2 separate regions of the Homo sapiens genome follow, and region 2 is linked to region 1. A link is an interaction called in ENCODE POLR2A ChIA-PET data of the cell type or tissue named here. Cell type or tissue: MCF 10A. All regions are shown on one strand. Each heading gives the region's core, and the rest is flanking DNA. Links, peaks and the distances in the headings are about the cores only.

Region 1 (16,404 bases), core at 404-5,403:
AATCATGTATATCACGCATACATATACATGTATTTGGCTGAACCAAATGAAATTGCCATTTTGCTGCATAATAAAAAAATATAAGCAAATTCAAACTATATTTTAACAGAGGTATAAATTTTCCATTTATATATATCCACATATATAAATATCCCATATATATCCACATACAAATATTTTATATATTATATATATTAGAGATATAGATACATTTCCATCCTGACCTTTATTGACTGGTTATTGATTTAGATTTCAAAAAGTATTCACTTGCTTTAGAAAATTGTCCTAAAATTAAAAAAACTCACTATACCCTGAATGCTTATGTGGGATACACCAAGGGGAGAAAGTAGAGTAGTGATGGAAGAAGAGAAAATTGTAGAAGAAACTTGGAATAATTATAGTCACTATGACAAAATTACTTTGCCTAATGATAGCATATAGTTAATGTTACTGTGCAAATAACTGTGCAAATGAATGACTTGAGAAGTTATAATTAAAGTATTTCATCTTTTAAAACTCAAATAAAAAGTCCCGCCTCTATTACTTCACAATATTTTAGACACTACAGGGAACGAAACAGGTCTCAAAAGTTTCAGAATGCCAGTCTTTCAGTCTTTTTTAATTAGGGAAGAAGGTTTCACTTTACAACTTTTTCCCCTCTGCTTTCTGATAACTTGACAGCGCTTAGAAATTATTAAAATAAATAGGGAAGAAGGAAACCCAGAGGGCCTTCCAACTACAGCAAGTAACTATGGATTTTTCCTGTTTCTCTTGTAATAGCCTATGCAACTAAGTAGGTCTGTCCCTCAAGTATTTATACGGACTTCAAAGCTCCTATGGGCTCATGATGCAGATTCAAAGCATGCTTATACTATCAAAGGAAACCTTTGTTCCCTAGAAGAACCTTGTAAGAGCATATTACATGTTTCAGTTGATTACCTTTCAGCTTAGAAGGCACTTTCCAGAAACCATCCACACTTCTCGATCGTTGTATGAATCAAACCAAGTGCAAACCAAGTGTTTGCAGTCATGCCTGTTTCCATAAAACATCCCAAATAGTCTGCATCCTGCATTTGCCAGTGGCCCATGTATTTTTTTCTTTTCTTCTATTTCACTTTCATGTTATTAGAAAGATGAATAGTGCACTGCTCAGGACACTTTTCTAAAGCGAGTAATCAAAAAGTTTTTTGGTGATAGTTATAATGTCATAATATAACCAGACATCAAAAATGGACCACAGTAGCTACAGAGGTTAAGTCACAGCACTCTAATGGTTATATGTATTAATTTGTCATTGTCAGGTTTCATTTTTAAGGTGTTAAAATTTTCCTACACTGAGATGGTAATATACAAGGGAGTTGAGAAAATTCAGTTTGTTTCATTTGGAAGAATTATTTGTGACAGTTTTCAAAACATTTTGTAAAAAAAAAAAAAAAACATTAAGCTATTCCTCATATGCAAGAAATCATACCTGTAAATCAGGCCAAATCTGATTTTTTCAGAAATCTGAAAAAAATTCAGCTGGCCTAATTCAATAAAATTTATCAGCTGATTTGGAATACAGGGAATTTCTATTATTGTGAAAACAAACTCACACCCCACCTACCGCCAACACCCCCCTACTCCCTTCTCTTTTTGATGTTGTTGAAAACAAAGTGATTCTCAGAAACAGAATTTGCATTCCAGGCTGTGGGCCAGGGAGAATTTACATAGACAAGTTACACACTCTTGAAAATGGTGTTTTATGCTAGAAATCGTGAGACCCTCCAAATCCAGTAAAATGAACAGCAAAGCTTATGATAAAGACAATGTTTACAAAAAACATATAGGGGCTTTGGTTTGTTTTTTTGTTTTGTTTTGTTTTCAATGAATTTACTTTGGGTCACTTTCTGTGAAGCAAAAAGCAGCTGTGACAGGGAGACTTTCATTCTCTGCATGTGTATATTGCAGTCACTTAAGAGTTACTAAGCCCATCAATCAGTCCTCTGTTTCCCTCTGTTGAATCACTTAGCAACGTGCACCGTGTACCATAGAATCAAGTGTGGTTAATGGGAGCCAGTCTCAGATCAGGCTGCTGCTGATTGCCATCCTCATGAGCTAAGTCAAATTGTTTTTATTCTAACTACAGCCCCTGGCAAATGACCTTGCTATCTTTAATGCAGGTTTGCTTGTTTAATTTTAAGCTATTCCTCATATGCAAGAAATCATACCTATGAATCAGCCCAAATCCAAATAAGTGGCATTCTTAGTCACCACTAATCAGCTTTTTTCTTTTAGTTGAATGGCATCAAAATCAAACTGTGTTTTTATTTAGTGCACATTTGAGGTTAATAAAACCATTCAGAAGCAAGTGTCAGCCTTTAAAGGTGCCCAAAGATTCGTTCTAGTGATTGTGAAAAAGGTCTAGAAGTCAAATGGGTACCCAGAGAGCCAGAAGGCTGTTGGTGAGATGGAGCAGTCACTGAGCGGGTCACCAGGAGAACTTACTTTATGAGATCTGCTGCTAATTTCTGACTTTGGGCAAGTCACCTCACCAGTCTGGGGCTAAGATTCACTCCTCATCAGTAAAATGAATACTTTGGATGAGACGGGAGGTTTTCCCATTCTGATGCTAGGATCTTGTTCATGAGTTAATGAAGACAGTTGAGGAAGGTAAGGAGCTATTTCTACTTGATTAGTGAGGCTTCAGTCTATTTCAACATTTCAAAGTTTTTCATGATAATTTGTTCATGAAAAAAAAAAGAAAACAGAGGAGTTGCTCCAGCTCTAAAAAAAATTTGAAAACCACACCCTGTGCTAATTGCAAGTCTAGTCTACTCTGGTGCTGCTCTGTGGTATTGCAGACATAGAGTCTGCTCTGTGGTACATATGGACCAGGTCTTATGATGATGATAGGCCATGTTTAGTGGCTTCACACAGAGGTACTTCAGAGCTTTTATTTGGATTCCTCCCACTTGGATACTGTTCTGACTGCTTTATCAAAATTAAGTGTCTTTGCTTTCACCCTCCTCCTAAAAGTCATTCAACCTAAAAGTAAAATTTTGGGGGGCATTGAGGGGGGAGGAAGCAGAAAATGTTCTGTTTAACAATGAGATCTACACCAGATATTTCATTTTGATTATTTAAATATAAAAGATACCTTTTGCTCACAGTAGTTGGCTTAAAGTACTTCATGATTTATGAGGGGTGATTGCTGACAAAGTACTGGGAGGAGCCGTTTTGAGTCAACACGACCATTTGCATCTGCCTTCACTTGCTCTCCTCTCTTATTAAATTGAGCTATCCTATGTGTGGGTTTTTATAGTAATACTAGAACACTGTGAGTCATACAGAGCAGTTGTGCCGTCTTCACTACATTCTCACCTTGCTGTGAGCTGGCTACATGCCAAAAAATATACATTTTAGTAGGTTGCTGATTTTTAGATTCTTTGAAGGCTAATGTTCATAGCTCTTACTAGCAATAGTCTGGGTATTAGAACAAAAGGAGCTGTCTATTTCAGTATATTTCTTTCTGACCACTCCCCAGCCCCTTACCACAATTTCTTCTCCAGCTATAAAATCTCCTGTATAACTGCAGATGATATAAAACAAAAAGAAAAGTAGAGGGAAAAGTAAGGGCACTATTTATGAAATGTTTTAATTGACACTAAATATTACATGTAGCTTAACTTTTCACTATATATGATCAGCCCTTAATGGGTATTAGTGAAAGCCCTACAATTTACTTGGTTGAAAGCCACTATCCATAGCAAGCTAACACAGGAACAGAAACCAAATACTGCATGTTCTCACTTATAAGTGGGAGCTAAATGATGAGAACACATGGGCACATAGAGGAGAACAACACACACTGGGGCCTTTCAGAGGGAGGAGGGTAGGAAGAGGGAGAGAATCAGGAAAAATAACTAATAGGTACTAGGCTTAATGCCTAGGTGATGAAATAATCTGTACAAAAACCCCCATGACATAACTTTACCTATGTAACAAACCTGCATTTGTACCCCTGAGCTTAAAACAAAAGTATTACAAACCGAAACCATTTGAGTCTTAGCATTATATATCATTGTTCAAGATACTGGCACATACTACATGTTGCCATGAATATCAGCTGCCCCTGTCTCCAACACACACATGCGTGCACACGCACACACACACACACCTTGTAAAATACTATCAGATTTAGAATAAACACTGTAAGATATTTTTAATCTCCCTATTCTATAATTTTAAGCTACCATAGTGTGGCCCTATTATAATATAGCTTCTAACTACTTAAGATAGCCAGGTCAGCAAAAAAAGAAAATAAACAAAGGCATGATTTTTCCATTTGATAAATATTCAGTTGAATGATTTAGAGAAACTTAGCCAAGAAGACTCAGAAGCAAAATTTGGCTTAAATCATTGCCCTTGACTAAATTACTTTAATGATGCAAGTAAATTTGTAGCATTGCTTTTCCCTTCAATTCTATACTTGGTTATGAATCTTTGAATCATGTTAAGATATAATTCACATAGACTATTTTTTAACACTTTGGAATCAATATGCAATTTTGCTAAAATAGTGCATGTCCTCTTTTATGGTCCTCCAACTAATACTCATCAATTGTCACAACCTAATATAAAAGAAAATTACATTCAAGATACATAGTTAATATAGAGGACTCAAAACAAACCTTTAAGGAGAAAATAACTCAGGAAAATGAAATAAGTATTACCATTACATTCACAATACTCACTGTGACCCTCTTTTCCAAATAGAAAGACGAATCATAATGTAAACAGGATTAAGCTTTAAACATCCTTTCATCAGGTTTCCTTAGGTTTGCTACAGTTTCATTTCATTGAAAAAATAAGGAATTTTATAAAGCATTTATGGCAACAAAACACACATGACCATGAGTAAAGGACCAAACACTGAAATACAAAGTGTTTATGATTATGGGTGCATTGATAAAACATTACAGGGTTTACAAAGCAAAGTAAAGTTATACATTTTCTATTAGAGAAAGAGTATGTGCACAACAGTCTGGATATTTTACTTTGGTGAACTGGAAAGTAGTGAAACTTGGCAAAGCGACCCACCAAATCTGTCTATTTAGAACCTAAATTTATGGGGAGAATTGTCAAATATCATCACATATTCCAGGCATAGTACTCTTGAAGGAGAAACTAAGAATGTTTTGACCTTTTTTTTCTGTTCATTTTGACTCTTCATTGGCCACGTAAATTAACTGCATGTATTACATCTATTGAGCTCTCAGAGAGGGTGTCACTAAATAACTGATTTCAGTTTCCAGAAAACTTTGACTTACTTACACCCCAAGAATTTTCTTTTTGTTTAAATATTTCAGATGCATTCTTCTCTCAAATGTATTAGATATTTGCCTTTTTAAAACGTGGATTCCAAATAAGATTCAGTGTTTCATCAATAAATCAGAGTTCCAATTATGAACATTAATAACATTCTATTAAAATAGTGATAATGTCAAGGTTTACTCTTACGTGAAAGGCTTTAACCCCCACACAATATGTTTCCCAGAAACTGGTGTCTATTTTGAGAAGCTTTTTTTTCTTGGTCAACTTTTTATCATTTTATGGTCACTATCCTACCAATCAGGTAGTCAAGTGTCACTTCTAGTTTGTGTTAATGTTAATTTTCTCTGTTGTGTCTTCCTATTTTTCTATATTTATTTTTTCTATTGTTCTATCTTGCTTATGTTTTGTTCCCAATCAGTGTCTTTGGAAACTAGAAATCATCATTGTGAAAATTGTATTTGTGGAATTATATTTCTAGAATTAATAGTTAAGTAGGCCCTCTTATAATTAAAGAGCATGAGTTCAACACATGGGAGGATTTATTGTTTTTGTTCATTATTCTAATATCTCATGTAAAGCATATTTATGAGGGGAAATTAACTCTAGATATTAACCTAAAGAAGGTTACATTTGTTTCTCATATAATCTAAAGATATCCATTTTGCTACCGCAGAGACATTTTGTCATTTTCCCTGTTTTCTATAATGATCTAGGGAGGTAACATGTCTAATAACTGAATTCCAAATTGAGTAATAATTATACAAAAGCCAATTTAGTTTAGTTTGGTAATCAAAATTAAAAGTATTAGGTGGTAAACAATAAGACTATAAAAGAAAAAGTAGCTGATTGTTTAAATACATTTGCTTATAAGAAAATAGAATAATTTTGGTCCATGAGACTCACAAACATCAGTGACAATGAGGCAATATACTTTTTGTGTAAACTAATTGTTGGAGCTATTTAAAAAGCGCAAAATCCATCATTGATAGAAAATAGCAGCTAAGAATAAAATAACTTAAAATCAGTTTAAATAATAAATTGTTGCTGCAACTTTTAATCAATTGCTCCTGAAGTCTTTATTAAAATTTATGTTTCTTAGAACTACCTATATTTAAAATGTTTTTGTCCATCATCTCAGGTTCCACATTTGAAAGATTTTCTCACATTTACACTTTCATATTGTGACTTGGCTTAAGAGGTAAAGTTAGAGATATTTCAGAAATTTGGGTTTATAAATTCCTTAACTTGCTTTCTATTTCCCATGATTTTAGAACAGTGTTTCTCAAACTTTATGGTGACTGAGAATCCCCTAGAAACTTGTTTAAAATGTAGAGTTATGGGATTTTTTTTTTTCAGGAATTCTGATTCAGTAGGCCAAATAGGGCTCAGAAATCTGAATTTTAAACAAGTATCTTTGTGATTCTGGTTCATGTAAATTAATGTCTTCAGTTAATGAGCTGGAAGTTACTGATAAGTAAGAAGTGCTCATGGTAATCAATTAGAGACAATATATCCTATATAGGACATTAGCCCCTGTTTCACTATCAAATCCATATTCACTATTTATAAAGCATTCAGAAAGCATTATTTATATTTTATTCAAAGGAATTACAAGCACTGAAAATAATATTTAAGATAATAAATATTTGAAGGGGTAGACCTATAGATTCCCCAAATCCAGATTGTATAACGAAATCTATTTTTATTCTGTTGCTTATTCTTCTGTATTGAGTAAATGAATTGTTTTTGCTGTGAATCAAATCACAGAAGTCCCGTTTTTCTTACATATGTACTTAAAATCTTTCTCTGCTTAACTTTAGAGCAACCATCTAAACCTGAAATTGTAAGCAAAGCACTGTTTCTCGAAACAGAGCAGCTAAAAAAGGTAAGAATTGTTTTTGATTAATACCTTTATTTAGCCAGTGTTGTAAGTGCCTTCTTCTGACCTTACATTCCAAGACAAGTAAGAAAGGCTTTGCTCTTGTGGAGATGACAGTGTTGCAGCTACCAATCAGAAATTATCTACAAGGCACAGAGGGTACAACATGCTCACAGTCTCAGGTAACCATGAGGACATCAAGGAAGGTGGGGTCATTTCTGAAAAGAGGAGTCTTTCTCATTTGAATTAATGGATTGTTTAATAGAAGGATGAAGCCAGTTAGCATGATTCATGCCTGTAAGCCCAACAGTTTGGGAGGTTAAGGTGGGAGGATCACTTGAGCCCAGGAATGTACAGCATGGCAAGACCTTGTTTATAAAAAATATTTAAAAGTTAGCTGGGCATAGCGGTACATGCCTGTGGTCCCAGCTGCTTGGTAGGCTGATGCTTGGTAAGGAGGACTGCTTGAGCCTAGGAGGTCAAAGCTGCAGTGAGCCATGTTTGCACCATTGCATTCCATTGTGGACGACAGAGCCAGACCCTGTGTAGAAAAAATATATAGAGAGAATGATGAAAGATGAATAGATTTTCACCAAGCCAAAGGTAGAAATGGCTTTCCAACAATATGAAATAATAGGATGTGAAAGAGAACGGTGTGTTTGGGAAACAGCAAATTTTGGCATTGATGAAACTGGGTGCCAAGACAGAAAACAAGAAAGGATAGAAAGAGATGAATCTGGAGAGGCAAAGAAAAGTTGGATCATGACAAATCTTACATACTAAATAGGGAGTTTGGACTTTATTCTGTTGGCAAATTATGCTACTGAAAGATTGAAGTAAAGAGGTGAGATCAGATTCGAACAACACATTAGCAGATATGTGAAGGGAAGCTGTATTAAAGTGGGGGACAAAGTTGGAGTTCCATATTGAATAATAATGTAACTAAAATACCAAAGTTTTCCTTTGTTGGGAGATGGAAACCCAAGTCCTACATTCTTTGTGTCATATTAAATTTTACTGCATAAAATTATTTGATGAATACCAAATATTAAAGTTAAAATACATTTAAAGAAAGTGAGGGGAATTATAGAGCATGATAATGTATATCCTCTTGAAATATATGTAGTATGAAACTGGAGACACAGCCCCATTTTAACACCAAATTATTCTTCCGTATGAAGATCTATGATTCATGGTAATAGTCAGTGTTAATAGAGTAATGTTATTTGGTTAATGTTAAAAATGAATAGTGTCAAAATGAATTTGGCAATGCTTTCAAATGAATGTGATTTTATAATAGTGACACCATCTATTGCACATTTAAAAATCGTCAAAAGTATATTTTCAAATAAATTGTTAAAAAGGTCTTAAAAAGACATTGTTTTTATACCAGAGAGCATGTATTCAGTCTTTGGTCAGTGTTGGAAAATAAACGGGTCAAGAAACCCTTGGAATAACTCTGCATTGCCTGAGTTTCTGGAGTTTCCAAATTGACAGCCCCTGATTGAACCAAGGTAATAACATTGCCTTTTTATTTTGCAGTTGGGTGACTGCATTTCAGAAGACAGTTATCCAGATGGCAATATCACATGGTACAGGAATGGAAAAGTGCTACATCCCCTTGAAGGAGGTGGGTGTGAGGGCAGGAGGACAGGGAGTACATTCAGAGGACCTGTTCTGACTTTCTTTGTTCTAGGTATTCTTTAAACCAGTGGTCTCCAACCTTTTTGGCACCAGGAACTGGTTTCATGGAAGACAATTTTTCTTTGGATCAGGGTGGGGGGATGGTTTCAGGGTGATTCACAGGCATTAGGTTTATTGTGTACTTTATTTCTATTATTATTACATAGTGATATATAACAAAATAATTATGCAACTCACCATAATGTAGAATCAGTGAGAGCCCAGAGCTTGTTTTTCTGGAACTAGACAGTCCCATCTAGGGGTGATGGGACACAGTGACAGATCATCAGGCATCAGATTCTCATAACAAGTATGCAACCTAGATCCCTCATATGTGCAGTTCACAGCAGGATTTGCATTCCTGTAAGAACGTAATTCCACAACTGATCTGACAGGAGAAGGAGCTCAGTCAGTAATGTGAGCCATGGGGAGTGGCTGTAAATACAAAAGAAGCTTCTTGTGGTTGCCCACCGCTCACCTCCTGCTGTTTGCACCCATACCAGTCCTGGAGGTTGGAGACCCCCGCTTTAAACTATTCAGGATCTAAATATGTTGCCCTCTTTTGAGCTATGACTCTTATGCTCTGTTACTTTAAGTATGTACTAAATTAATACATGATTTTTTAAACATCATTTTCAGCCCTTGTACAGAAGAATCAAGAGCAGAGGAAATAATTTCTGTATATGGCATGATCTAGAAGTTAATTAAGTGAGTGGGAAAAGGGATTCCAGGATTCTATTTCTGTGTCTCTGATTCACGGTTTTGAAACGACATCTAACCTCACTACATGTCAATTTTCTCTCCTGCTGAATACAGTTAGAAGGAAAAAAAACACTTCTCAAAGGTGTGGTGCTGTTTCGTTAAGGATTGTGATTGTCAGATGAAAGACCCTATCATCAGTGTTCTTTATTTTCTTCAGCGGTGGTCATAATTTTTAAAAAGGAAATGGACCCAGTGACTCAGCTCTATACCATGACTTCCACCCTGGAGTACAAGACAACCAAGGCTGACATACAAATGCCATTCACCTGCTCGGTGACATATTATGGACCATCTGGCCAGAAAACAATTCATTCTGAACAGGCAGTATTTGATATTTACTGTAAGTAATTCAATATATAATTATGCTATTTAATGTATTAGAAATAATATTCAAATGCTATTAATCTTTGAGGTCCCAATCCAATTACTCTTTGAATTCTGCTTCCAGTCTGCACCCCAAATTGATGGCACCCAAATAATCTCTTCCTCTTTAGGAGACCATAGCATGAATAAACATTTATCCATCCTATAATATCTTTCACTCTCTACATTTTATCTATGAGTGTCTCTTCTGAATTCCACTACACACTAAGTTCTTTAAAGATAAGATCTATAACTTATTTTCTGGATGAATGACAGACAAATATAGACTTTAACTGGCTTTCTAAATAAGAGATTACCATTTTAATGAAGAAATTTATTTTAATAATAAGATCAATTGCATAAGTTTGATAGGATGTTGTATTACAAGACATTTTACTTAACTAAATTGTGTATTTGAAACAGAGTATTTGTCTACAAAGGAATCTTCATGGTCATCTGTTCTAACTTCATTATTTTAGTTAGTAAAGTGAGGCACAGAGTCTTGCCCTAAATTAGCTGTAGATATTAGAATAGAATCTTTTTCTCCATTGCTGTGCTTTCCTTGTAAGACAGGTGCCAAGATAATCTAATGATTAGAAGCAAAAATTCTGGAATTCTAGTCCCAGCATTATCAATTACCATTTCTTGAAAAGTAGCTTAATTACTCTACATCTCAGTTTTCTTACTTTAAAATGGGAAAAATATAATACCTAACTGATAGTGTTGTTATAGAGAGTAAGTGAAATCACAAATCAAAAATAGCATGCTACATCACACATTAAATTGTCATTATTAAGTACTTTATTATTATTATTATATGGTCATTATCACAATATAAACATAGAGCTGAAGATATTTGGGGGGAAAATGCAATAAAGGATTTTCTTCTTATTATTAATTTATCTAAAATTTTTGTGATACTGGCATGTGTTCTACAGTAACCTAGCACTTCTACATCTATTTTAGAGAAAAGCCAGGAATGCCTGCTGAGCCTTTCGAAAGAATCACCTCACCTACATTTCTTTTTTTGGTTCCCTAGGGCACAATATCTTATATGAGAACAAAAGTGAAATTCTTCCAAAGTTGCCCTAATATTAAAAGGTAGTTTTGCCTTAAACTTGGGAAATAAGTTTCAACTTGATTTAAACCCAAGAAATTAATATTTCATTATGTATAGCTTATCTAAAATCAAACTTTTTTAGGTGAAGGCAGAATTCTTTCTTTCTTTTTTTTTTTTTTGTGTGAGACATAGTCTCACTCTGTTGCCCAGGCCAGAGTGCAGTGGCGTAATCTCAGCTTACTGCAACCTCCACCTCTTGAATTCAAGTGCTTCTCCTGCCTCAGCCTCCCAAGTAGCTGGGATTAGAAGCGCATGCCACCACACCCTGCTGATTTTTGTATTTTTAGTAGAGGTGGGGTTCCACCATGTTGGTCAGGTTGGTCTCGAACTCCTGACCTCAGGTGATCTGCCCACCTCAGCCTCCCAAAGTACTGGGATTACAGGTGTGAGCCACCAAGCCCGGCCCAGAATTCTTTCTGTTAGAAATATTCAATTGGAAATAAACCATATTAGTGTAAGTGTAGGTGTACAACACAGGAGAGAACATCAAGATAAGTAATAAGAATTGGGAAATTGGCTTCAGAAAGAATAGAAATATCTGTGAGTATGAGGCATGCAGAGTTGGGTAGACGGAGAAGTTCTTGAATGGATACGAAGAAAATGATTTTATCATGCTGGCTGTGTAAGGTGCACTTGTCATGGCTTTTAAGAAGCCACAGTGGGCTTCATGGTGAAAACACGAAGCACAAAGAAGCAGTTTAAGACAGTCCTCACATTCAAGGAGTGTACTACTCCAGTAGAGAAACAAGACACCTACATCAGAAGGAAATTGCCAATGCAAGGTTGTAAGGGTAAAAGTCTTAGGAACTCAGTATTAAGAGTCTTGAGGGCTCAGGTGCCCAAGGACAGTGGTTCTCAAACTGTAGTGTAAATCAGAAGAACATGAAGGACTTGTTAGAGCACAGATTACTGCACCCTGGCCTTGAGTTTCTGATTTAGTGGGTATAGGACGGTGATTGACACTCTGCATTTGTAACAAATTCCCTGATGGTGCTAATGCTGCTGATCTGAGGACTACGAGTGGAGAACCACTGCTCTAGGAAGACTTCAGAGAACAGAAGAAGAGTGCTAAATGGAAAGGAGAGACGAGTCCATTTCAAGAAAAAAAAATTGGCCAATTCATCTTGAGAAAGCTTGAGAAAAATGCACCAGTCCACTCCTTTCTTACCCTATTCAATCAGTAACGAGGTTTTAGAGAATCTAGCTCTTTAATCTTTGTTTTGATCTGATTTCTGCCTTCTGACACTGCCTACGTTTATGCCACCATTCCTCATTGCCTCTATTCCTGCGATGGATTTCAAAGTAGTATTTTTCCAATGAATTGCAAAATAGTATTTCTCTTGTCTGCCCACCATTCTCTGTTCACCCCCAAATAAACTGCCCTCCAAACTGCTGCCAGAAATATTTTTCTAAAACACAAATGTGACAAAAACTTCTCAGTGACTCCCCAGAGCTCTCAGATTAATATCCTTCCCCCTCCCCCAATTGCAGTATGCCTTGAGTTCGTTTTAGCCATGGTCCTACAGTATGTCTCAACCCTCATCACTGCCTGTATCCACTGTGGTCTGTTCTACTTTCCAGATTCCTTCTGTAGAGTAATACTTACATGCCTATGCATATGCTGTCATTTTCCCACCTTTATCATTTAGCAAATACCCATTTATGTGTCAAAACCCAGCTCCAGGGTCAGTTCCTCCAGGAAGCTTCCTAGTCTCATGTAATGATGGCTACCAGGATCCCTATGCTTGTGTCATATGCAGGTTTTATGTGGTCATACTCTTAATTATTAAGTTTGGTGTCTTTACAAATAGAGGAAAAGTTCATTGAGGCAGGGTTTTCAACTTCCTAATTCCAGCACTTAAGGCTTGCACAATATAGATGCCAAACAAATGAATAAATGAAGAAGGACTGTAGGATAAATAAATACATGAAAAGAAAATTTCAGCAGACAGTTTTGGTTATTTTGTAGGGGTTTATGTAGCAGAGTAAGAGAGAAGACTCTCACTTGAGCTGGGTTCAAGCCAAATTGTGGATACCAGGCTAAGGAATTTTTATTTTTAATCTTCATATGTTGGGAATGTGTAACAGATTTTGAGTATCATTGTAATATTCAAAGCGCTACTTCAGAAAACAGATTCAGAGGAAATATATATGAAAGGATCAAAAGGAAGGAGACTCAAGGTGAGGAACCAAGTGAAATTTGATGGCATTGCTTCAAGTTTAGGTTAATTAGGACATGGACTAGGGAAGTGTTAGTGAGAATAGAAGGGGAGAATCAGACCCAAAATATATTGTAAAGTATTAATCATCAAGACATGGTGACTGAATGGATAAGAGAGGGCAAAGGAGAAAGCCAGGGCAATGGGCAAAATGATGATTTACTAGTGGGCAGAGTAAAATTCAAAGTCAGGGGCAAACGCAGAGCAAGGGATCCTTAACTTTGAGGTAAACACGTTAGTGGACATGCAGAGAGTTACTGTCAAAACGCAAATGTGTTACATTAACCCTTTGATGACTCTCTAATACAAAGCGGAGCCTATTGAAAAGGGAACACAGAGAAGGGGAGTTTTAAAATAGAGAAGGAAGTCAGAGATTGCCATCCCTGGCTGTTCTGTTGTGTCAACCTTGATCAGAGATGTGCCACAGTGACATGCCACAGGCCAAACATGAGCACTAGTCAGAGAAGGGCCAAGTAAGAAAAGCAAGAGAGGCCCGGAAACGGAAGGTCAGCAGGGCACCAAAACCAGATTTTATTTACTTTTCAACCTCACCGGAAACTGCTGGTTAGGAAACTACTTCAGGCAAATCCAGAAAAACAAATAAGAAATGTATTAAATCAATCACCGTTTAACCTCAGAATGTACTGGACAAGTATTCAGAGATGCCCAAGCATAGAGAAAAGGCAAAGAAACAATCTATAACAAACTTCTAAGTTTTTTTATCTGCACTTTATCTATAGAAAGGTAAATAAATGACCGCAAGAGATAGAACAAAGCCTCCAAAAGTATAACTTACTCATTTCACTTGTTAGCTAATAAAAAAAATAGGTTTTCATAGATAATTTTTAGTGCCACCAGTTTGGAAATATATACACATGCCTCAATAATTATTAAGTCTTGTGGAAAACATTCTATAAAACATACCTTTGCATTATATGATTTCAAAATTTATTATTCATTGTATTATCCAGCAACATAACAAATGGATAGGTTAGTGGATCATTTCTAACTGCCAGCACCACTTCATTTTATTTCCTGTTTGCTAGATATGGTTCACTGTATCCAGCATTTAATTTCATTAGCATTCTACTATTGAGTGCTGAAGCATACCCTTTAGCCCTATTTTCTCCATAAATTGACCAAAATGGAATGAAAGTTGCATCTTGGCTCCAATGAACAGGACAAAATTACAATACACTTACAGTCCTGTTGATTGTGTCAAGGTTCTCCCTCAGTTCATAGGATTCATCTTTTTTTAAGCAGATCTTCTCTCCTGCATGCCGAAATCCTCGCTGGTGTTGTTTAGCTCATGTCTCCTCTTTTTATTTCATATGAAGTATTATCATGCAATATGAGTACAGTGGCATCTAATAGCTTTAGCTATTTGCTAGCTGATTTTTGTCCTTCCAAACTATAAGATTCATATAATATATAATTAAATTTCCCTATCATAAAGCCATGCAGTTTGATTGTTCCTATGGTCTTTTATACATAAAATAATTACCACCATTCCTACCTCAGTTAAAGACATTTTGCTAAGAAGAAATTGATTTTTATGTAACAGGGTTTCTTTGTAGTTGGCCCTAAGATTAGTACTTGTATAGCAAGTAGCTATTAGCTTCAATCCTTCTATAAAAAGGTATATTTAAGCAATTACCATTACTAGCTTCTTGAGAAAATTATGTATAATTTAGTCATTTACATTGTATGCACAGAGTAATTCGGTACTTGACAAAAATGGTTAACTTGTGTCTGTAACTCTTACAGATCCTACAGAGCAGGTGACAATACAAGTGCTGCCACCAAAAAATGCCATCAAAGAAGGGGATAACATCACTCTTAAATGCTTAGGGAATGGCAACCCTCCCCCAGAGGAATTTTTGTTTTACTTACCAGTAAGTGCTTAAGTATTACTTCAGTTGGATGACTATCATTTTTCCTGTTGTTTGACTTCTACATGGATAGATTAAGTGAGAAAAAATGTTATTGCTGGAGACAAGAGACGCCACCTATAAAATGTCACGTGGAAGCTTTTTCTGCACCTGCCACTGTTCTTGCCTTTTTTCTCAATGCTGAGAGATTTCAAGGACAAAGAGAAAAAAAAAGCCAACCACAGGAAACCATAATTGCAAAAACTTAAAGTTTAATTATCCAAATAAACTTTAAGAATCTGCTCCTCAGAAGCAGATAACTACAAAATGAAAACTGATGACAGTGAATGAACTGATGTGGATTCTAAATCTGCCCACAACATTGCCCCGAACACACCTCTAACCCTCAGAAGTAGGGATAGTTCTGTTGCACGTTATATTTAGGATAATGCTATGGCTCTTTTTTGGTCATTATGTATAATCTTGAAATGCCATTTCCTCAACTTTTCTCCATATCATAGCTGAAGGAAATGATATGCATAGAGGATACTTTGGAAAATTCCTCTCGGATGTGCTCTGCATGTCATAAGGATCTGGAAGCAGACAAGGAGAGAGCTCGCTCTGAGGATGCCTGTTTGCTCTCGCATATCTTTGTGTTTGACATCACTTTCACATTGAGGGAAGCCATAATGCAACTCAATACTGCATTTACTGCAGGGTTGTGCTTACAAATTTCATCTACCACAGTACTCAATAGTATTTAAGAATGTCATTCACTACATTATTCAGAAGACTAGTATAAGTAATTTCTTTATGCTGACAGAAAACTTTGTTTCTCCCAATGAATTAATTGCTGTTTTTGTTTCCTTTGCGAAGGAAAATTTAAAACTAATTAGGTTTCTGCTTTGGCTATCGGGGATGACAGAGCCAAATTTGTGTCTCAGTTTTAGCAATAATACCTGCTGAATATCTTTCTTTGTTAACTTATATTATTCCTACATCATCTATATTTTTCCTAGTCTTAATTTCTTAATTTCTTTTTTTCTTTTGTCATTTTCTTTTTTTCTTCTCCTCTCTCTCTTCCTTTCCCCTTTCTTTCTTTCTCATTCTTCTCATTTCATCCTTTCTTCCTTTTTACTTTCCTTCCTTCCTTCTTTCCTTCCTTTTATGTTTTTTCTTTTAATCTGGATA
Region 2 (16,404 bases), core at 7,397-12,396, 130 kb before region 1:
ATTGGTCTATTCAGGGATTCCACTTCTTCCTGGTTTAGTCTTGGGGTGGTGTATGTATCCAAGAATTTTTCCTTTTCTTCTAGATTTTCTAGTTTATTTGCATAACGGTGTTTATTGTATTCTCTGATCGTTGTTTGTATTTCTGTGGGTTCAGTGGTGATATCTCCTTTATCATTTTTTATTATGTCTGTTTGATTGTTCTCTCTTTTTTTCTTTATTAGTCTAGCTAGCAGGCTATTTTATTATTATAATTATTATTTAAAAAAAATAGCTCGTAGATTCATTGATTTTTTTGAAGGGTTTTTTTATGCCTCTATCTCCTTTAATTCTGCTCTGATCTTGTTTATTTCTTGCCTTCTGCTAGTTTCTGGGTTTGTTTGCTTTGGGTTCTCCAATTCTTTCAGTTGTGATGTTAGGTTTATGATTTGAGATCTTTCTAACTTTTTGATTTGGGCATTTAGTGCTATAAATTTACCTCTTAACACTGCTTTAGCTGTGTCCCAGAGATTCTGGTACACTGTCTCTTTGTTCTCATTGGTTTCAAAGATCATCTTGATTTGTGCCTTAATTTCATTATTTACCCAGGAGTCATTCAGGAGCAGGTTGTTCAATTTCCATGTAGTTGTGTGATTTTGAGTGAGTTTCTTGATCTTGAGTTCTAGTTTGATTGTAGTGCAAAATTATTGTAACAACAGTATTACTACCAAAATTGTAGACAAGATACATCTTCTCACATAGTAATTTATTTATTATGAATTGAGAAATTAGGAATTTTGGTTATAGTTCCTATGAAACTTTAGGATAACAGTTGTGCTCATTTTTATGTGTTGCTTGTTTCTTTTCCCCGTTAGGCTTGCGAATTTTTTTCTTATTTGTTACAATAAACCTACAAACATATTGAAATTAAAATGATCTTTCATTTTTATTGCCATTCTTATATTAGTCTATGTTTAAGTTAAATCACATTTAAGATGAAGTTGCATAGTTTGCTTCTTGATTGATGTTTTGAAGTGATTTGCAAATGTAACAATGTAAGCCTAGAGGATATCTACTAAAAAAAAAATCACCCAAACATACAGTTAACAGAAGTGCAAATATTCTTCAGTAGAAATAAATTTATACATGTTATGGCGAGCAAGTATGAGAAGAAAACATACCATAAGAGGAATTTAAATTTTGTATCAATAATTTTTTGACACTCAAGATTGTTGAACCACACTTAATACAATGGATTATTTTAAAAGCTGTGGCATAGTATTTCTGGAGAAGTATTTCCTAAATTCTTGTGATCCAGATAATTAGACCACAACCAAATTAATTTTATAATGGCATATACTTATACTCACTCTTAGAATTCACAATAGAAATGAGCTTTGCTAACTCCTGGTATAAAGAAATTGTTTACATTGTTTAACCTTATGTCTGACTTGAGACATTTGGAAAACCAGCATTTGGAAAGCAGTGTTTTGAAGTAAAATATACTACATGAATGAAATACAGTGTCTAGATTTAGGACTATTTGATGTCTGGTACCTTCTATAACCATAATTCTTCATTATAAGTCAAAATACAACAGAAGAACAAAACAAATAAATACAAAAAGCCCTATTATTTATTTCCATGAAGATACATGTAAGTTTTCCACATGATTTGGAATTTATATTATCTAAATTTTTATTTTAAGCTCACTCAAATATAGATAATTGCAAATTTGGAAAAGCAGTCAGTAATATCAAAATACTGTTATTTTGTGCCTGTGTATTTTTACAAAATATTTCGAGTCCATTCTTTCAAGAGGTTCACATCAGTATTCAAGTACTATGGTACTTTCACTAGTAGCCAAGTACTATAGTACTTTGACTAAGTATGGTAACAGCCTGTAAGCCTCCTAAAGCTGAAAAGATTAAAATTTTATTCTTAGACAATTGAATCCACTAATACAAAATAATTTAAAGTAATCGGTTAATTTTGTTTACTTCGCATTTTACTTTGCTATGTGTTTCCCTGACATATGACTCACTACCTATGTATGTCTGTGTCTGAGAAGGACATACATAGCTACGCGGAAGGGACATGCGAGGGATGAGGGAAGCATAGGCATGTTGAGGTACTTATCTCCTGCAGAGCAAACACGTCATGATCTGGAAATGACTGCATTTCCTCCCACGTGCCTAGGCTTTTCTGAATCCCTGGTTCTCTTTTCAACAGGCCCATAGAAATGTCTCTGCTTCTTTGTTGTTATTTACATTTACCAAAACTGCAGGGATTTCCTTAGATGCCTTCCAGCTAGTCTGGCTTTATAAATCAGACCTATGTCCCAAAGGAATTTTAACAAGTTTTCACTATTTTTGGGAAAACACAGGACATGTAATATATTCCATAAACTACTCCTGAAAATATTTTTTTAATTTCAGAGTTAAATTGTGTTTAGTACTACACAACTCCAATTTTCTCCTGCAATCTATAGATTTATTGACATCTGCAAAATTGTTTAGGCAGAAAGGTGGTTTCTTTTTCCATTTTAATATTAACTGCAGCCATAAAACAAGCATGGCAAACCAATGACTATATTTTGGGAAATTTTTTAGATAATTCAGTAGCTTACACAAATTGCCTTTGTTTTTTCTGAGCCTATTATAGCAGACCTGTAAGGTTTGGTTGTATATATTCATTTTTTCTACTAATGTGGAAAGTAGTTGTAGTTTTATAATTGGTGAAATAAAATGCAAGCAAGGTAATAATGACTGTATTTCACGGAGTAATTTCTAACTTTATAACTGTAAGCACAGTAAATAAAGCATGTACCTCATGCCATAAACTTATTCTCAAAGTTTATCTTAAGTTAATCAACATGTATGATTTGACTTTTCATCAAATGACCGCCCTGCCAACTTATTAACAAAGGATTTCTGGTATTAAAATTTTTTGGCAGTTATTTTGGGCCTTTCAAGATCTTTCCATTAAAATATATATTTAGTGACCACAATGGAATATGTTTTTACTCTTCAGGTTGTACAATCTTCAATGCAACTTTTTCAGGAGGATGTTTCATACAGTGTCACTGTAATCCTATAAAGTATAATATGAAGATTCAAGAGTTTTTTGTCCTTGGAGAGTACACAGAAATAGAGAAATTCACAGCAACAAATGAGCTCTTATTTCTTATATCCAGAGATGTTTTCTTACTAAATTGTTATGTATGTATACTCATGTGACATATTTTTTCTATTTGATGTCAAGTGATTCTTTTACATCAGCTCTCCATTTTAGATTATTCCCATGAAAATATGCTTTTCTTTTACTATTAAGTTAAAAGCAATTAATTCAATATGACTTATGACACCATGTTATTTAGGATATCTTATTGCAATGACAGGAATCAACAGGATCTAGCTTAAGCAAATATGGGGGATATATAACGAGGGAACAAGAAGTCTCTGTAACAGAGCTATAGTAAGATATGCATCTCTATAATGAAGCTAGGACTTAGATCTCAAGAACGAATTTAAATTAAGGGCATGAAGGCTATCAGTTCTGTCTGTCTCAATTCCTCAGCTCTTCTTTCTTTTCATTTGCCTTCTCTCTTTCTGAAGACTATCCCATTTTGATTCTAAGGCCATATGGCAGCCCATGTCTCCTGGATTGAGTTCTCCTCCATTTAATAAACATAGTTTGCCTAGTTCTGAATTCACAGGGCAAGGTTTCTGATTGGCTTAGCTTGGGTCAGGTGTCCATTTAGGACCAGTCAACTAACATTGGAGGAGGGGAATTTGATAGGTTTCTGTGCAATTTCAAGAAGCCTTGGGATGTGCTAATAAAGTAGACTGGGCAAGCACAATAATAACTGCCTACTATAGCATTTTTTGCTTAATTAAATTAATATTTATTAGACACTCATCATAAGCAAGTTATAACCGTGGTGCTGAATAAATGAGTAAAATACTGTATCTATATTCAACAATTCAAGGATGTGGCTGCTGTGCAAATCATTGGAGTACAGTGAAGACAGAGAATGGAGCTTAGTGATGATCATAAGGAGAGAAATAGGAGGTTTAGGAGCTAGGAGGTATGATCTTCCTGAGAATCTTTGAAATAGAAGAGACCTGAATATCTGTGGGAGCCAAAAGGAAAGAAGGATCAGACTCAAAGGGCAAAACTGAACTTGGAAAAGCACAGGGATTGATTGGGCAATGTCTCAAATCTGGAGAAAGAGACAAAACTGAGAAACGGGACAAGATTACTAGAAACTTACTGGACTTCTTCCTAAAAGGTAGAAACAAAGGATGAACAAAAGCATTAGTACAAATTGAGTTTTTAAGTAGAATTAATTTCTAGTAGATTTAATGAAGTTTTGGACATTCTTCAGCAATATCTACTATCTAACAGTAAAAATATTGTGGAACCATAGCTTCCCTACTGCCCAGTCCTCTGTCTGTCCTTGATGTTCATGGTGTCAGCGATTATTGGGATGGTTAACTCTGCAAGTAGTATTTAGGAAAAAGTGATTGCCCTCTTAAAGGTTACCATACCTTTCCAAAGACCATAGCCTCTGGATTCATTTCTTAGCAGTTTTATAGTTCCTTTGTTAAATGTTAGCATGTGAGATAGTAATTTTTCATAAAAAGCATATGTATACTTTTAGGTGGCATGAAAGTGTTAACTATCTGTGGACTTTTATCCAATTTCAGCTTATGGTGACAGGTTTCCTATTGTAGATGAATTGAATTAATTTTTCAAAATAACCTTTTTTTGCGAGGCTATATCAATTGGTGTGCTACAGTTAAAATGTATTACTTTGCCTATTTCCCATTTTCTACTAAAGTTTATAATTCACACAAAGAAATACAATAAAGTGTGTCTCCTGAAATTGTGCTTTGTGAAATGATGAGGCCATTACTCTGCCTTTTGAGATTAATAAATTTTTCTCTTGGCATTTGTTCCCTTATCTAACTGGCAATGTGAGTTTAAGCTTTACAGATAAATATTATACTATTGTTTTAAGTTTTGATTTTTGTTTATTCCTTATAAACATTACTTTTGAAAAATAAAGTGTATCTTCTGCAAGTTGTACACATGTATATATGAAGTAAACTTAGTCAAAGTGCTTGAGTTGCTTTGTAATTCAAAATTATGTAAGTACATTATGTTATGTTGAATAACAAAAAGTGATAACTCTAAGTTTAAATGGGTGACTAAATTTAAAAAATAATTTATACCAAGTATAGAGATAATAGATTTAAACATATCAATTTAAACTTATAGCTATCACTTCTTGTTATTTAACATAACATAATATATTCATGAATAGGTAGTAGATTCCATTTTTCATGATCAAGCTTTCCTCAAATAACCCTCCCTCCAATTTTCAATAACAACGAAACACAACAAATTAACCACTCATCCAGAAATTCTAAACTATTTACGTATAATGATTGTCACATACCTTTTTAAAGAACACTTTGTTTTCCAAATATAATTTGACTAAATGCAAATAAGAACTGAACCAATAAAATGAAGCTTTTAAAAAAATTGAACTTCTGTTTGATAAATGGAATTATTTATTTGACAACACTAAAAATATGTAAAATAATGCTTTAGAATATCATTTTAAATCCACTTTTTAATAAAAGCTTTCTTAACTAATTAATTCAACAAATATTTGTTGAGTGACTACCATGGGTTAGCTACTGTGTTAAGTTGGATGCTAGGGATGCAGTGATAAAGAAAACATGGTCCTATGAAGCTTTTGTTTTGGTGGAATGGTGGTTCTTAAACTTGCACGTGCCTCTCAATCACCTGGAGAGTTTGTTAAAACATAGGTTGTTGGGCTTGACATCTACAGTTTCAGATTCAGTATTTCTGAAGTGGGGTTCCAAATTTGCATTTCTAACAAGGTCCCATATGTTGCTGATGTTGCCAGTCCTGGGACCACACTTTGAGAACAGCTGTCCTAGAGGAGGCAGTGCTGTCTATATACCAAAACTTCAATTAGCCTATGCTGTGCTGACCCATGCATGCCCACTGCAGCTCCCCCTCTTTCATTTTTTTTCAGAAGAAAAAATGCTTTCTGTAAATACAATCTGGTATGTGGATAGTGCACAAATTATATAGTTGCTTCTTAAATTACTGAGAAATTTACGAGGTCAAGTAAATATAATTTTCAGAGATAATGCTACCTTATTTAGCCTAGTGAAAATGTATCATCAGTATTATGGCCTGATTTTCAATTTAATCATCACTTTATTTTAACATAAAGCTTTTCTTTCTGATCTTTTGGTAGCCATCCAGTTTTCCATAGTCTTTTAAATGTGATGGCCAGTGGTTCATTTATTGCAATAATTAAGATGGATAGCAGCATGCCAGCTGGAATGACTACACTTGTGTTTATTGTATAAATTATTTCCTTAGTATAAAAGCCTCTTTTATGGCTTTTGCTTTGGTCATATCTTTTGTACCCTAAACCATTAACCATAGCATGTTTAGGAGAGCCATTTATAAAGAAGCTGGTAATATTTACCAATTTCTAATCACCATTAATTCATGTCTACATTTTTCTTAGCACTGGAGATTGCTTGTTGCTTTGTTCCTTCTGCCAAGAGCAAGAAAAAAAAAGTGTTCTAACCCTTCTAGGACTCATAAGCTTTTTTTTTTCCTTTTCTTCCTTTTCTTTGATTTTTTTTTACTACATTCACACTTCTTTTATTTTGTTCTACTCTCATCTCTTTTCCTTGTGAATCTTAAGTTACTTTGGTTAGTTTACTCAAAATACATAGAAATGCAGCCCCTAATGTGAATTTCTTATAAGGCATATTTGAAATTCCTTTAAAACACAGACTGCAACTGATTTTTGTCATTTTTTTAAAATGCTACTTGAGTTTGGTGGTCTTTTGCATTTCAAAAATAATTGCATTTCAGTTTTAACAGAAATTATTCAGATATAGTTCAGACACTGATCATTTCTGTATGCATCATCGTACCCAGCAAATTTCAGTAAATATTTGCTGACCTATTTTTTTTCTTTACACTTTAGTTTCAAGGAAATTGCATGCCTGTTACCTTTCTAAAAGCTAGTGCAGTGATTGTTGGTATATTTACAATACTCATCTTTCCTTTTAAACTTTGTAAGTTTGAAAGTATAAATCAAAATGTCATATTACATCAGAATATAAATTTTATTATTACCCATATATCAAATAACTAGTTAAAGCAATTCAGAGTAGTTAAGAGGGAATATTTAGTGGCAATAAATGTATATTGTTGCATATAAATACACATATTAGGCCTAGATTTATTGTCTACAATTCTTTTAATTTCTTATCAGATTTCAGTATGAAAAAAAGTGAATGAAATAAGCAAAAGACTATATCCAGTTACTGTAACTAATGCTAATTTCATAATCTCTTAATGGTTTAATGTTATATCCTGATGGTTTTATGTTTTTTGACCAATCTTTCAGGCTATCCTTTTCTGACCACTCAAACCATGAAAACCTGCCCTCCCTGGAAAATCCAAGAGCCAGTCAGTTCCCACAAAGACAACAAGAGCCACTCTGTTTGGAAAACTTTGGCTCTTTTTCAGCAGTCACCATTGGCCTTAGAATACAGAGCATTCTTACCCACTGGCTAAGATTAACTTGGTTAGCAGACAGCCTACATCCCTTCGTATAAAAACTGTTCTTAAAAAGTAGCAAACATTGTCCTAAATTTCCTTACCCCATCCCTGACTATCATCACCTACTTTCTGTCACTGACTTGTTAATACCTTTATTGTTATATACAGATTTTATAAGTTGTCCCTACCTGTTTTTAAATAATTGAGGTTATAAGCATAATAGTTGGAAGGGTTAACTACGTTGTCCTGTTAAGGCTGATAAAAGGGCATAGATGCTTTTAAACATACACAGGAAGAATGAGAAAAGCAGATAGCCCTTGTTTGGGTCATTAAGAAGATGATAAAGTATTTTTCTTATAGCATGTTTGTGGGTAAAGTATTTGAAAGCTTCTAATCTGCCATTGATAAAACAGATACTTTACTATTAGGTTTTGAAAAATGCCTTAAAAAAATCTGCTGCAAACATCATTTAATATGTCATTTAACTTATAAATAATAAGCAGAAACCTAATATCTTCATTTTTGCAGGTATGAAATATTGTAAAAGAAATGTAAAATAAATTTTAATTTTATTCATTGATACTGTGAAGGAGAACTTTAATAGACTGAGCATAATGTATCATTTGCATTTATATAATGATTTTACCACTGTCATTTTAGAATACTATAAATTTAGAAGAGTAATACAGTAATAATAAGAATTTTTAACATTTTTTAGTCTCAGGTTCAGAGATGAGTAAAAGACCCTCAGGACATACGTAAAGAGAAGAACTCTTTCTAGACAGAAGTGAAGAAATACTAAACACTCAAGTGTAAGATTCCCTGAAGATGGAATGATGGTAGTTGTGTTGGAAGTGGTGGTGGGATTTGTTGGTTGAGGGAAGAGAAGAGAAACTAATCTATTGTTCAGAGATGGGGTTAAGTAGACCAGGGATTAGATTTCTACTCAGTTACCAGCTAGTCATTTGCCGTTGAGAAAGTTACATCAGTCTTTGGATACTTTAATTCCCATCTGTAAAATGGGGAAGGTAATACCTGTTTTATAAAGTTAGTGGCATAATTAAATTTTAAAAATGTGTATTAAAGCATTTTGTACACAAAGTAGGCACTCAAGAATCGAACTATTACTAAAGACTCTTACTATTAAAGAAAAGCAAAACTGTATTATAAAGGAAAAGCAAACAAACTCTGGACAATCAGAATTATACCAGAAGTGTATTTTCCATGGAAGTTGAACCTAGATTAGTGCATAACAAGGAACTGCTACAGGCATTGATCGTTTCTTAGAAATTGGCTACTGATTCCACAAGGAACACCCACACCTTAGTAGCTGATGATCCCCTTTTGTGTGGAATAGAAATAAATGTAAGTAGACAATAAATAAAAACTGAAATTATGTACTGTCTCTGTAATTTACGTCTAGTATTTGAAAGATCACCACTGAATCTTACGAATTTTGCTGACTCCTATACACAACTACTTGGGAAGTTTCCTTAGGGGCTGAGACACAGGAGCAGCACAGTAGAGGAGCAGTACAAAATGTTCAGGAGAAGATAATAGTCAGATAGCATTGTCACAAGAAATACGCTGTATTTTCCACTAAGCTCATGGTTGCTCTCAGTGCGGTTGTTTATTCATTCATTCATCCAGTAAATTTTTATCAAGTGTTTATATGTTATCAGCATGGAACTACCAACACCTGAAAATACAATAATCACTAAGATAGATAGAGTCCTTGCCTTTGTAGAACTTGTAGTATGTCTAAAATTTGTTTTAAATCATTCTGACTCTTTTAGAAAGACTTCTTCATATTAAGTTGAAGAAGTTGAGTAAAGTTGCCACCCCCATAGTATAGCCCTTTTAATGACCCCGTCTTTCTCATTATTAAGGAATGTCCATGTGACTTAGGTGTTCTGAAGCAAAGTAAACTCCTCTAGACTAGTGGTTTTCAACCCTGACTGCACTTAGGATCATCTTGGAAGTTTTGAAAATATGAATAATTGAGTCTAACCACAGACAATGAAATAAGAATTTCTAGACTTGGGGCTCAGGCATTAGTATTGTTTAAAAGCTTTAGAAGTGATTCTAATGTGTAGCCATGATTGCAAACGACTGCTTGAAAAAAACAGAGAAGAAAAATAGCAACTTGGGGTAGTGAATGATGACAAACAGGAAGCAAAGTGAGTGATAGAAATAACAATCATGAAGCTTTACCAAACATCCCCATCATAGATGTCAAGATAAGGCTTATACAGAAAGTAAATAAAACAGCTTACTCTTAGATAATATAGTGATTTCATTTATACTCAATGGAAATATTCCATCAAGAAATGTGCCAAATCTAGATACTTTGTCATATTATTAGAAATGTCGATATTGCAACTAGAAGATGTTGGATAGGAGGCAGGACTAGCTTGTGGCTCCCACTCAGACAGACAGAGCAGTGTGTGGAGATTCATTGTGAACCATTGCTCCAAGAACTACAGCAGGAACATACCAGGAAAGCAGAGAGAATCCACAGACCCTTTGAAGGAACTGTATCACTGCTGCAGGCTCCATGAGATGCTGAAAAACTGTGAGTCAGCTTGCTTTCTCAATGGGGAGTCTCGTGGTTTGGGGCAAATTCTCAGCCCTGGTCACCTGCTGCATAGAAATAGACTCGGTGCTGTTGGTGGGGCATGGTGGGAGTGAGACCGGCCTTTAGGTGTGCAGGCTGCATGGGAGCGGGGTGTGGCCCGTGACTGCTGGCTTTCTCCCACTTCCTTGGAGACCTGTATGACTCAGCAGAGGCAGCCATAATCCCCCTTGGAATGTAACTCCATTGGAGTTATAACTGCACCCCCATCCCCCATGGCAGCCACAGCAAGCTCTGCCCAGGAGAGGCTGAGTTCAGACACGTCTATCCCTGCCCCTACCTAGTGGTCATCCTCTGCCTGCCCAGGTAGCCAAAGACAAAGATCATAATCTCCTGGGAGCCCTATAGCCCTGCCCACCGTCTGAGAAACCTGAATACTTAACCAGGTGTCCCTAGGGCAAGTTTGCATCTTCTCTATAGGATTGCAGCTGATGCGCTTTTTTTTTTTTTTTTTTTTTTTCTTAAATGGAGTTTTGCTCTTGTTGCCCAGGCTGGAGTGCAATTGTGCAATCTCAGCTCATTGCAACCTCTTCTTCCTGGGTTCAAGTGATACTCCTGCCTCAGCCTCCCAAGTAGCTGGGATTGCAGATGCCCGCCACCACGCCCAGCCAATTTTTGTATTTTCAGTAGAGACGGGGTTTCCCCATGTTGGCCAGGCTGGTCTCGAATTCCTGACCTTAGGTGATCCACCCACCTCAGCCTCCCACAGTGCCGGGATTACAGGTGTGAACCGCCACACCCAGCTCTGATGTGCTCTTGAAAGCATCACCTTCTGGCTGGAGGCCAACAAACACAAAATCAGTGCACTAAATAAAAACACAACCAGGGACCCTTATGGTGTCCACTTCACTCCCCTGATACCTTCACCGGAGCAGGCTGCGAGACCTGAAAACGGATCACATCACAAGACTCATTGCAGACACTCCCCAGTACCAGCCTAAGCTGGTAGCTCCACTGGGTTGCCAGACCTAGAAGAGCAAAAACAATCATGACGGTTTGGCTCTCAGGAAGCCCCACTCCTAGGAGAAGGGGGAGAACACCACATCAAGGGAGCACCCTGTGGGACAAAAGAATCTGAACAACAGCCCTTGAATCCCAGATCTGCCATCTGACATAGTCTACACCAACGAAAAGGAATCAGAAAAACAATTCTGGTAATACGACAAAAGAGGTTTCTTCAACACCCCAAAAAGATCATATCAGCTCACCAGCAATGGATCCAAACCAAGACAAAATTCTCTGAATTGCCAGAAAAAGAATTTAGAAGGTTGATTATTAAGCTAATCCAGGAGCCACCAGAGAAAAGTGAAGTCCAACTTAATGAAATAAAAAACATGATACAGGATATGAAAGGAAAATTCTTCAGTGAAATAGATAGCATAAATAAAAAACAATCACAACTTCTAGAAATCAAGGACACACTTAGAGAAATGCAAAATGTACTAGAAAGTATCAGCAATAGAATTGAACAAGCAGAAGACGGAACTTCAGAGCTCAAAGACAAGTCTTTTGAATTAACCCAATCTGTCAAAAACAAAGAAAAAGAATGGAAAAAAAATGAACAAAGCCTCGAAGAAGTTTGGGACTATGTTCAACATCCAAACCTAAGAATAATTGGTGATCCTGAGGAAGAAGAGAAATCTAAAAGTATTGAAAACATATTTGAGGGAATAATTAAGGAAAACTTCCCTGGAATTGCTAGAGATCTAGACATCCAAAGATGAGAAGCTCAAAGAACACCTGGGAAATTCGTTGCAAAAAGATCATTGACTAGGCATGTAGTCATCGTTATCTAGTCAAGACAAAAGAAAGAATCTTAAGAGCTGTGAGGCAAAAGCATCAGGTAACCTACAAAGGAAAACCTATCAGATTAACAGCACATTTCTCAGCAGAAACCCTACAAGGTAGAAGGGATTGGGGTCCTATTTTTAGCCTCCTAAACAAAACAATTATCAGCCAAGAATTTTGTATCCAGTGAAACTAAGCTTCATAAATGAAGGAAAGATACAGTTGTTTCCAGACAAACAAATGCTAAGAGAATTTGCCACTACCAAGCCAGCACTACAAAAACTGCTAAAAGGAGCTCTAAATCCTGAAACAAATCCTCAATATACACAAAATAGAACCTCCCTAAAGCATAAATCTCACAGGACCTATATAACAATAACACAATGAAAAAAAAAACAAGGTATTTAGGAAAAAAAATAGCACGATGAATAGAATGGTACCTCATATCTCAATACTAACATTGAATGTAAATGACCTAAATGCTCCACTTAAAAGATGCAGAATGACAGAATGGATAAGAAGTCACCAACCAAGTTTCTGCTATCTTCAGGAGACTCACCTAACACATAATGATTCACATAAACTTATGATAAAGGTGTGGAAAAAGATATTCCGCAAATGGACGCTAAAAGCAAGCAGGATTAGCTGTTCTTATGTCAGACGAAACAAACTTTAAAGCAACAGCAGTTAAAAAAGACAAAGAGGGGGCCCAGTGGGGTGGCTCATACCTGTAATCCCAACACTTTGGGAGACCGAGGCAGGCAGACCACTTGAGGTCGGGAATTCGAGACCAGCCTGACCAACATGGAGAAACCTTGTCTCTACTAAAAATACAAAATTAGCTGGGCGTGGTGGCACATGCCTGTAATCCCAGCTACTTGGCAGGCTAAGGCAGGAGAATCGCTTGAACCTGGGAGGTGGAGGTTGCAGTGAACCAAGATCATACTATTGCACTCCAGCCTGGACAACAAGAGCAAAACTTCGTCTCAAAAAAAAAAAAAAAAAAAAAAAAAAAGACAAAGAGGGACATTATATAATGATAAAAGGACTAGACCAACAGGAAAATACCCCAATTCTAAATACATATGCACCTAAGAGTTCTCAAATTTATAAAACAATTACTACCAGACCTAAGAAATGAGATCGATGACAACACAATAATAGTGACGGACTTTAATACTCCACTGACAGCACCAGACAGGTCATCAAGACAGAACGTCAACAAAGACACAATGGACTTAAACTATACTTTATAACAAATGGACTTAACAGATATTTACAGAACATTCTACCCAACAACTGCAGAATATACATTCTATTCATCAGCACATGGAACATTCTCCAAGACAGATGATATAATAGGCCACAAAACAAGTCTCAGTAAATTTAAGAAAACCAAAATTATATCATGTACTCTCTCAGACCACAGTGGAGTAAAATTGGAAATCAATTCCAAAGGGAACCCTCAAAGCCATGCAAATACATGGAAATTAAATAACTTGCTCCTCCATGATCATTGCATCAACAATAAAATCAAGATGGAAATTTAAAAATTCATTTAATTGAATGATAATAGTGACACTGTTCCCGGACCAAACTGAGGGTTGGGCTGTTATTTCTCACAGCCCCATAATGAGATGCAGATAAACTGGGGAGGAAGAGAGTTTTTATTTCTGTAACCGGTTACAGGGAGAAGACCTGGAAATTATCACTAGACCAATTCAAAATTATAAAGTTTTCCAGAGCTTATATACTTTCTAGGCTATATGTCTATGTGTAAGTGTGCATTCGCCTAAAGACACAGTGATCAACTTCTTTTAATCTGTAACTAAGGTCTGAGTCCTGAAGACCTTGCTCTGGAGCCTCAGTAAATGTCTTACTTAATCTACATGGGTCCAGATACTGGGGTAATTACCCTTATCTTGTCTCCTGCTAAATCATGGAGGTTTGAGGAGTTCTTCAGACCCCCAATAAACTTGTTTGTGGAGGTCTGGGAAGTTTCTTTAGACCCACAATAAAACTTTAGTCCTAAATGGGTCCTATTAAGAATTCCTTCGTTATTTTGTCATGCTTTAAGGCCCAGGAAAGGCCTAGGCAAAACTCCTGATGGGCTTTTTGTTACATCCCAGCCATTGTATAAGGGCACTGGCTTTTAATATTTAACTTAACCACTCAGTCAATACTGAAACAGCTGTTAGTGAGAGCTGACCTACCACAACACAACCTATCAAAACCTCCGGGAAACAGCAAAAGTGGTGCTAAGAGGAAAGTTCATAGCATTAAATGCCTACATTGGAAAGTTTGAAAAAGCACAAATAGACAATCTAAAGTCACACCTTATGGAACTGGAGGAACAAAAACAATCCAAATTCAAACTCAGCCGAAGAAAAGAAATAACTAAGATCAGAACACAACTAAATGAAATTTAAACGACAACAACAACAAAAAACAATAAAAAGATAAATGAAAAAAAAAAACTGGTTCTTTGAAAAGGTAAATAAAACTGATAGATCATTAGCAAGATTAACCAAGAAAAGGAGACAGAAAATCCAAATAAGCTCAATTACAAATGAAACGGGAGATATTGCAACTGACACCACAGAAATACAAAAGGTCATTCAAGACGACTATGAACACCTTTACGCACATAAACTAGAAAATGTAGAGGAGACGAATAAATTCCTGGAAACATACAACCCTCCTATATTAAACCAGGAAGATACAGAATCTCTGAACAGACCAATAACAAGCAACAAGACTGAAATGGTAATAAAAAGAAAATGCCAACAAAAAAAAGTCCAGGACCAGATGGATTCACAGCTGAATTCTATTAGACATTCAAAGAATTGGCACCAATCCTAATGACACTATTCCAAAAGATAGAGAAAGAGGGAATCCTCCCTAAATCCTTCTGTGAAGTCACTATCACCCTAATACCAAAACCAGAGAAGGACATAACAACAACAGCAACAACAACAAAAAAAAAACAACAGATCAGTATCCCTAATGAACATAGATGCAAAAATCCTAAACAAAATGCTAGCAAACCAATTCCAACAGCATATCAAAAAGATAGTCCACCAAGATTAAGTGGGTTTCATACCAGGGATGCAGGGATTGTTTAACATACATAAGTCAATAGATGCGATACACCACATAAACAGAATTAACAACAAAAATCACATGATCATCTCAATAGATGCAGAAAAGGCATTTGACAAAATTCAGTATCCCTTTATTATTAAAGCCCTCAGCAAAATTGGCAGAGAAGGGATATACCTTAAGGTAATGAAAGCCATCTATGACAAACCCACAGCCAACATCATACTGAATGGGAAAAGTTGAAAGCATTCCCCCAGATAACTGGAACAAGATAAGGATGCCCACTTTCACCACTTCTTTTCAACACAATACTGGAAGTCCTATTCAGAGCAATCAGATAAGAGAAAGAAATAAAGGGCATCCGAAGAGGAAGTCAAACTGTCACTGTGTGCTGATGATATGGTTATATATCTAGAAAATCCTAAAGACTTATTAAGATCCTAGAACTGGTAAATGAATTCAGCAAAGTTTCAGGACACAAAATTAATGTACACAAATCAGTAGCTCTGCTATATACTAACAGTGACTAGGCTGAGAATCAAATCAAGAACTCAACCTGATTTACAATAGCTGCAAAAAATAAAATAAAATGCTTAAGAATATACCTAACTAAGGACGTGAAAGACCTTACAAAGAAAACTACAAAACACTGCTGAAAGAAATAATACATGACACAAACAAATGAAAACACACCCCATGCTCATGGTTGGGTAGAAACAATATGGTGAAAATGACCATACTGCCAAAAGCAATTTACAAATTCAATGCAATTCCCATCAAAAATACCACCATTATTCTTCACAGAACTAGAAAAAAAAAACTTAAAAGTCATATGAAACAAAAAAAGAGCCCACATAGCCAAAGCAAAAAGAACAAATCTGGAGGCATCACATTACCCTACTTCAAACTGTACTATAAGGCCATAGTCACCAAAACAGCATGATACGGGTATAAAAATAGGCACATAGAACAATGGAACAGAATAGAAAACCCAGAAATAAACCCAAATATTTACATCCAACTGATCTTTGACAGAGCAAACAAAAACATAAGGTGGGGAAAGGACACCCTATTCAACAAATGGTGCTGGGATAATTGGCAAGCCACATGTGGAAGAATGAAACTGGATTCTCCTCTTACCTTATACAAAAATCAACTCAAGATGGATCAAAGACTTAAATCTAAGACCTGAATCTATACAGATTCTACAAGGTAACATAAGAAAAACCTCTCTAGACATTGAGTTAGGCAAAGACATCAAGACCAAG

The links. Peaks named below come from ENCODE experiments on the same cell type or tissue, not always from the same donor. Only the 100,000 strongest peaks of a DNase experiment are listed, where the experiment ranks them.
Region 2: POLR2A ChIA-PET joins it to region 1 with 5 read pairs; 2 of 35 experiments call an interaction of 5 or more read pairs at or near these places.

What each region holds. Positions count from the first base shown.
Region 1 is chr3:105,524,866-105,541,269 of GRCh38, forward strand. ALCAM (activated leukocyte cell adhesion molecule) reads left to right here. Exons shown (of 16, transcript NM_001627.4): 4 at 7,137-7,201; 5 at 8,738-8,825; 6 at 9,798-9,980; 7 at 15,110-15,237. Among named protein-coding and RNA genes, the nearest start is that of ALCAM, 170 kb to the left of the region's middle. In MCF 10A, for the core only: no CTCF peak of the experiment used is centred there; a DNase peak (open chromatin) is centred at 3,296.
Region 2 is chr3:105,392,256-105,408,659 of GRCh38, forward strand. The region is part of intron 1 of ALCAM (activated leukocyte cell adhesion molecule); the gene reads left to right. Among named protein-coding and RNA genes, the nearest start is that of ALCAM, 34 kb to the left of the region's middle. RefSeq lists an enhancer at 9,764-10,963. In MCF 10A, for the core only: no CTCF peak of the experiment used is centred there; a DNase peak (open chromatin) is centred at 10,456.